Linked DNA regions of Homo sapiens: region 2 is linked to region 1. The links are chromatin contacts, found by Hi-C or POLR2A ChIA-PET in ENCODE. All regions are on one chromosome and are shown on one strand. The core of a region is the stretch at or near the end of the contact, and the rest is flanking DNA. Distances in the headings are between cores, read along the strand shown.

What was found. Hi-C counts contacts between places; a loop is a spot of excess contacts on that map. ChIA-PET counts read pairs that join two places held with the same protein, here RNA polymerase II (POLR2A). Pooled maps may share reads with other maps.
Region 2: a map of ovary shows a loop between it and region 1 (21-fold over the local background). The contact joins the enhancer-like site here to the promoter of ZNF493 in region 1. A Hi-C loop is called at or near these places in 2 of 168 maps with a recorded cell type or tissue (ascending aorta and ovary) and 4 of 50 pooled maps. POLR2A ChIA-PET finds 5 or more read pairs at or near these places in 3 of 52 experiments (CD4-positive, alpha-beta T cell, WTC11 and activated CD8-positive, alpha-beta T cell).

Annotation. Positions count from the first base shown.
Region 1 is chr19:21,395,551-21,398,782 of GRCh38, reverse strand. ZNF493 (zinc finger protein 493) reads right to left here and starts at 1,650. Exons shown (of 4, transcript NM_001076678.3): 1 at 1,516-1,650. The coding sequence starts at 1,545. RefSeq lists a silencer at 1,373-1,611.
Region 2 is chr19:21,437,766-21,440,997 of GRCh38, reverse strand. It overlaps LOC105372321 (a long non-coding RNA gene), which reads left to right. Exons shown (of 4, transcript NR_187817.1): 4 at 1-299. Among named protein-coding and RNA genes, the nearest start is that of ZNF493, 42 kb to the right of the region's middle. RefSeq lists a silencer at 1,244-1,444. Within about 2 kb of position 1,442, at least 6 of the 41 ENCODE cell types and tissues checked have a DNase peak (open chromatin) inside an H3K27ac peak, as active enhancers do; they include ovary, where a contact is called at or near this core.

The DNA.
Region 1 (3,232 bases), core at 401-2,900:
ATTGGCTGACCAGCAATTTGTCTCCAAGAAATGGAAGCCTGGTTGAGGGAAGGCAATTTTAACATTTCAAAGGGTTACCCGTTTCAAAATAAGAGTACACCGGAAGATTCCCCTCAGCCCCAGAATATCCACTTGCTCCCTTGAGAGGATACACTCCATACCTCAGGTCATCTTATGGGAGAAAATAAACCAGAAGCTGAGATCCAATGGACACTCTAGCTAACATAACCATGGCAGTTATCTTGGTTTATCCCCAGATAGTACTGAAACCCATGACCAGGAAAAAACCAAAGGGTGGCTGAGGACACATCACCCCATAGATTTTCCAAAGGAGAACTTCGACCCAAAAACATTCTGGTAACATCTCTGTGCCTAGACAAGATGAAAGCAAAAGAGACAGAGATTTACTACAATGCAGTGTCAGGGTATTATTATTTGCCTTCTTTTCATGGGAAATATTTACAAACAGATAACAAATCTCTTTAAATGCACCATTTAACCATTTAATGCTTTGCCAAAAAAATAATTAAAATATGGTATAAAAAAGTACAGTAAAAGACAAATAGGCGATAATGTGAATTAGGGAGGAAAAGGTGGCATTTAGGAACGTCAGAGGAAACTGGAAATTATCTTACTGCAAGCCAGAGTGAGGCCGGAGAAATGGGGGATTGGTTCCAAGACTCTGCTTGGGACACAGGTGAAAAATACAGCAGAAAATCAGTTCCCTGTGGAGTGTGAAAATAATTAAGTGGCAGGCAATTAGACTGAGGTATTTCTAGTCCCTGAATTCTTACTTTAAAAAAAAAATCTAACTCAGGTGCATTATTTTTAATTACTACATTCAGAGAAACAAAATTCAGGCTTCAGCAACTGTAAACTGCCAATTAAGCTCTGATTACATAACCAGGAAATTTTCACCTTTAACGCACATATTAAGAAACCATGTAACTGTACCTAACCAATTAGTAAATTTGGTTTCTTCATCATGCATTTTATAAAAGACTTTCCTTCAAGCCTCTCCCACAGACCACAAACTACAAACCATAGCTGGGTGCTCTACAATTCTAGAACCACTCTTTGATTACATTCTTTAATATTTTTGCAGTGACGCCCATAAATTTTTAATAGGAGAAAATAGCAACTGGGAACCCCACGGACCAAAGCTCTTCCCATTCATGAACCCGCACCCCAAGTCAGGATTCTCCCCTGATGACCCTCCCGTGGTCCCCGCACAATCTGAGAAAGACGCGGCGCTGCGGGTGCAGAACTGCCAGAGAGGACTCCAGGCAGGGCACAGTCACAGTGCAGGGAAGAGACAGGACGCCCGGGGCCCCGGCTGTTGGCGCAGCCGCCAACTTACGGCTGAAGGAGACTGAGGCCGAGCTGGGCAAGGAGAACTCAGGGAGCAGATTGTGGAGCTGACTGCGGGGAGGCCTGAGTCCCGCCACAGCCACTTCCCACCGGTTCCGAGCAACTCCTTCCCCTCTCTCGTGATGTCGGACCCAGCACTCTCACCATGTCTAGGCTTTCAGGGGGTCCTGGCATCTTAGCTATGGATTTCCCAGTATCTTCAGGTCACGAAGCCACACACGCTGAGGACACAGAGCAGTGAAGGGTAGACCTGGAGCTCCGGCAGCAGAGAGAAACAATGGCCCAGCCACATCCCGGAAGCCGTCCTCGCCGCTCCAAATGTGTGCCTAATTGGACGGTTCCCAGTTCTGCGTGTCTGATTGGATACGGTTTAAGGGCCCGCCCCTTCAGGCCCTGAGTGACAGAAGATATGACCAAATGCTGGGCGGAGTGAAGAAAGAGTGATAGCCTAGGCTGCAGCCTTTTCAGGCAGGGCTTCCTCCCTGAGCTGAGCCAGGCACACCTTAGAGGGTATTTTCCCTTAACCTTGTGTATAAGGTCATAAGCACTTATAAATAATATATGGCTATTCACAAATTTAAAAAAATAATTATTTTAAAATTTCAGCTTTTATGACCTTCCTGGCTCCTAGTCCTTTGAACTAGCAGCCTGAGATTTTTAAAAGGAGCCAATCTTATGAAATAAGATGTGAGCCACATGTGAATTTTAAATTTTCTAGTAGCCAGACTTTAAAAATAAAGAAGGGCCGGGCGCAGTGGCTCACGCCTGTAATCCCAGCACTTTGGGAGGCCGAGGCGGGTGGATCGCCTGAGGTCAGGAGTTTGAGACCAGCCTGGCCAACATGATGAAACCCCGTCCCTACTAAAAATAAGAAAAAATAACCAGGCGTGGTGGTGGGCGCCTGTTATCCCAGCTACTCGGGAGGCTGAGGCAAAATAATCGCTTGAACCCGGGAGGTGGAGGGAGGCAGAGGTTGCAGTGAGCCGAGATCGCCCCACTGCACACTCCAGCCTGGTCAACAAGAGTGAAACTCCATCTCAAGAAAAAAAAAGAAGAGAGAAAGAGAGAGAGAGAAAGAAAGAGTGAAAGAGAGAGAGAGAGAAGGAAAGAGGGAAGGAAGGAAAAGGAAGGAAGGAAAAAGAAGAAAGAAAAGTGAAGAGAAGAGAAGAAAGAAAATAAAAGTGAAAGAAAAGAAAGCCGGGTGTAGTGTCCCATGCCTGTTATCTCAGCACTTGGGGAGGCCGAGGCAGGCGGATCACCCGAGGTCAGGAGTGCAAGACCAGCCTAGCCAACATGGTGAAACCCCGTCTCTACAAAAATACAAAAATTATCTGGGTATGATGGCAGGTGCCTGTAATCCCAGCTAATAGAGAGGCTGAGGCAGGAGAATCACTTAAACCCAGGAGGCAGAGGTTGAGGTGAGCCAAGATCACGCCATTGCACTCCAGTCTGGGAAACAGAGCAAGACTCCATCTCAAAAATAAAAAAATTTTAAAAAGAAGGAGAAGAAACAGGTGAAATTCATTGTAACAATTTAATTAACCCAATATATCCAAAATATTATCATTGTAATATGTGAGCAATATGTAAAGATTAATGAAGTATATATATATTTGGAACTGTATCTTTGAAACTAACTCTGTATTTTACCTTTCTAGCAAATTGCAGCGACATTCCAGGCACCCAGTAGCCGGCCATACATGGCCAATAGCTGTTGTATTGAATGTGTCAGCTCTGACGTCAGGAAGGTGAAGGGTCTGAACGTCCATATTCTGCCAGTGGTGAGGGGACAGCCTCTCTCTACCAAAGTCTCTGTGCTGTTCCGAGGGTGGAACAGATAGTGGCCATAGAAAGGTCAGAA
Region 2 (3,232 bases), core at 193-2,692, 42 kb before region 1:
CTCCGAAGCAAGGGTGAAGGAAACAAAGAAAAACAAACGTCTGTATTTAGCCAGTTCTTGTTTTTTCTTTCAATGCAGCTACAAGGCCACCAGCTATTAAAGGCCACAAGTTATGCCAAGAATTCAGTTATGCTATAAATTACATAAACTGGTCATTATATAATTAACTGCCTTTGTTTTGCTTCTGTAAGTTTACTTATTAAAATCTCACTCAGTCTTTGTTCAAGGCTCAGCTTTTTGGATGTGAATTCACTGAGCCAGAGCATACCTTAAAATAAATATCCTCCTTTATTGACTCATACTGGTCTCTCTAGTCCTCTGTGTCCCACATTTCTTGGCGAGCCAGCCAGGAGCAGAGACTGTCTCCTTTGCCTTGAAATCGGGGCTGGAGCCCCGGATTCAAGGGAAAATCGGGGCTGGAGCCTTGATTCAAGGGAAACCTGGGACCCAGGCACCGCCGGGAGAACTTCAGCCCGGAGGGGAAATCAGCTCTCCCATGACCCGGCATCCCTACCCAGCAGTGCAACGGAGCCTGAGAAGGGCTACAGGATGATTCCAGAAATAGCGCACTTTAGGAACCACGGTAAGTTATTGGGGACCAAGGCAGGACCCGTCCCGTAAGGACGGAAGGGGAGCCTGATCACCTCCCGGGGTGTAACTAGTAGTCCGACCCAGAGAGGCTTGGGGCGGCAAGAGGGGCTTGCCAATTCAGAAGAATCTCACACCTCAACCAACACAGGATGCGAGAGTGGCTTGCTTAGTTGGTTAGGTAAAGGAAACTGGAGGTGGTGAGAGTTGCTTGCCACCCCAATTAGGAACACAGGAACTGGGAACAGGGACGTATATAAAAGTGTGTGAAAGATGGTTCCAGGAGAATACAATGCAAGGAGTGACGTGGGGAGTCACAGATCTCTTAGCATTGACTGTGTGCTCCGAGCAAAGTATGGGGCTGCCCTGGACTAGTGGTGAACTGTATACGTCCAATAGGAGTTGCCCCACAGCTCAGAGTTGTGGTGGGAATAAGGACCTCTCCAAAGCCAAGCAGCATCTGAAAACTCCCGTAATTGGGGATGGTCTGGTCAGTCTGAGGCAAAAGGAAGAGTGGGTGTGCTGCGTAGTAAAGGGAGGAAATGGGAGTAAAGTCATCAAAGTCCACTCCATTGGAGCGCATGTTACAGAACTTTAAAGAAGGTTTTACAGGGAATTATGGAGTTAAGCTAACCCCCCAGAGGTTAAGAACTCTCTGTGAATTAGAACTGCCTTCTTTTAGTGTTGGATGACTGATTGAAGGAACTATAGATAGGAAAATAATTGGCCGTGTATTTAAGGTGGTGACAGGTCAGAGGACAGCCTCGGCATCCAGATCAGTTTCCTTATATTGACTCATGGTTAAATCTAGCACAAACAAGACCAGCCTGAATCCAGCCCTGTTTAGCAGCTTATTGCAAAACACTTGTGGCCTAAGCCAAGCCAAAAAATGAAAGTAAGAGCAGCTTCGCTAGCAGATACAGAGTTAAAGAAGAAGGCCCAGAGGGAGCAAGAAAAGCCAGTTTTGCAGGAGCCACCAGAGGGAATAAAGATTCCTACTCCATATGTCACAGCCTACCCCACTTTACCAAGGCCAGCAGCCCCCTGGGAACCAGATTCAGGTGCTAGCACACCCCAACTCTCACCCTGAAATGAAAGACTGGAGACTTGAGAGGTCAGGGAAAGAAGTCAAGATAGTCAAGCAGGCCATCTCAGATCTGGTTGTGCTTGAGATATGCAAATGCCTCTCAGGGAGACACGAGGACCCATTTATTAAGATAACCAAGGCCAAGTCCAAGGGTGGGAATGGACTTTCATCTGTCAGCCCTTTTCAACCACTGATCTCTTAAACTGGAAACACCATACTCCCTCCTATATGGAGAAGCCCCAAGCTCTTATAGATCTGATGCAGTCCATCTTTCTGACACAGAATCCAACCTGACCAGACTGCAGGCAGCTGCTTCTCATGCTGTATAACACTAAGGAGCACAGGATAGTAACCTAGACAGCTCTCTGCTGGCTAGAAGCCCATGCACGAGCAGATGCAGTAAATAGGCAGGCTGGCTGCGGTGGCTCATGCCTGTAATCCCAGCACTTTGGGAGGCTGAGACAGGTGGATCACGAGGTCAGGAGATCGAGACCATCCTGGCTAACATGGTGAAACCTTGTCTCTACTAAAAATACAAAAAAATTAGCTGGGCGTGGTGGCGGGTGCCTGTAGTCCCAGCTACTTGGGAGGCTGAGGCAGGAGAATGGTGTGAACCTGGGAGGCAGAGCTTGCAGTGAGCCGAGATGGTGCCAGTGCACTCTAGCCTGGGTGACAGAGCGAGACTCCATCTCAAAAAAAAAAAAGAAAATGCTCAGGCATATGCTCAGGGCCAGTTCCCAGACCAAAATCCCAACTGGGACTCAGAAGATGCGACTCAGCTTCAGCATTTGCAGAGGTACCAAAAGGCACTTATGCAAAGGCTAAGGGATGGTGGAAAAAAGGCTATCAATATAAGAAAGATCTCAGAGGTGCTTCAGGGAAGTAAGATCCCTAGCCAGTTTTATGAAGGACTCTGTGAGGCATACCAGCTTTTAACCCCGTTTAACCCTGAGGCTGCTGAAAATCAGCATATGGTAAATACATCATTTGTAGGACAGGCCCACAGTAATATTAAGCAAAATCTTCAGACACTGGGAGGTTTTGCAGCCATGAATGCCACCCAGCTTATAAAAGTAGCCACCAAAGTGTATGTTAACCATGACCAGGGGGCAAAGAAGGAAGTCGAACAGAGGCTTTAAAAAAAGCCAATCAAGGCCGGGCACGGTGGCTCATGCCTGTAATCCCAGCACTTTGGGAGGCCGAGGCGGGTGGATCACCTGAGTTTGGGAGTTTGAGACCAGCCTGACTAACATGGCTTAACCCCGTCTCTACTAAAAAAATACAAAAATTAGCCAGGCATTGTGGTGCATGCCTGTAATCACAGCTACTTGGGAGGCTGAGGCAGGAGAATCACTTGAACCTGAGAGGCGGAGGTTGCAGTGAGCCAAGATCATGTCATTGCACTCCAGCCTGGGCAACAAGAGCGAAAATCCGTCTCAAAAAAAAAAAAAAAAAAAAAAACTCAATCTATAAGCAGCAGCCCTCATAGAGAGAGAAACTATTAATGTGAGAGGATGCAGACATGGACCTGGAAGAGGTCAAGTTAGACAGGGATTC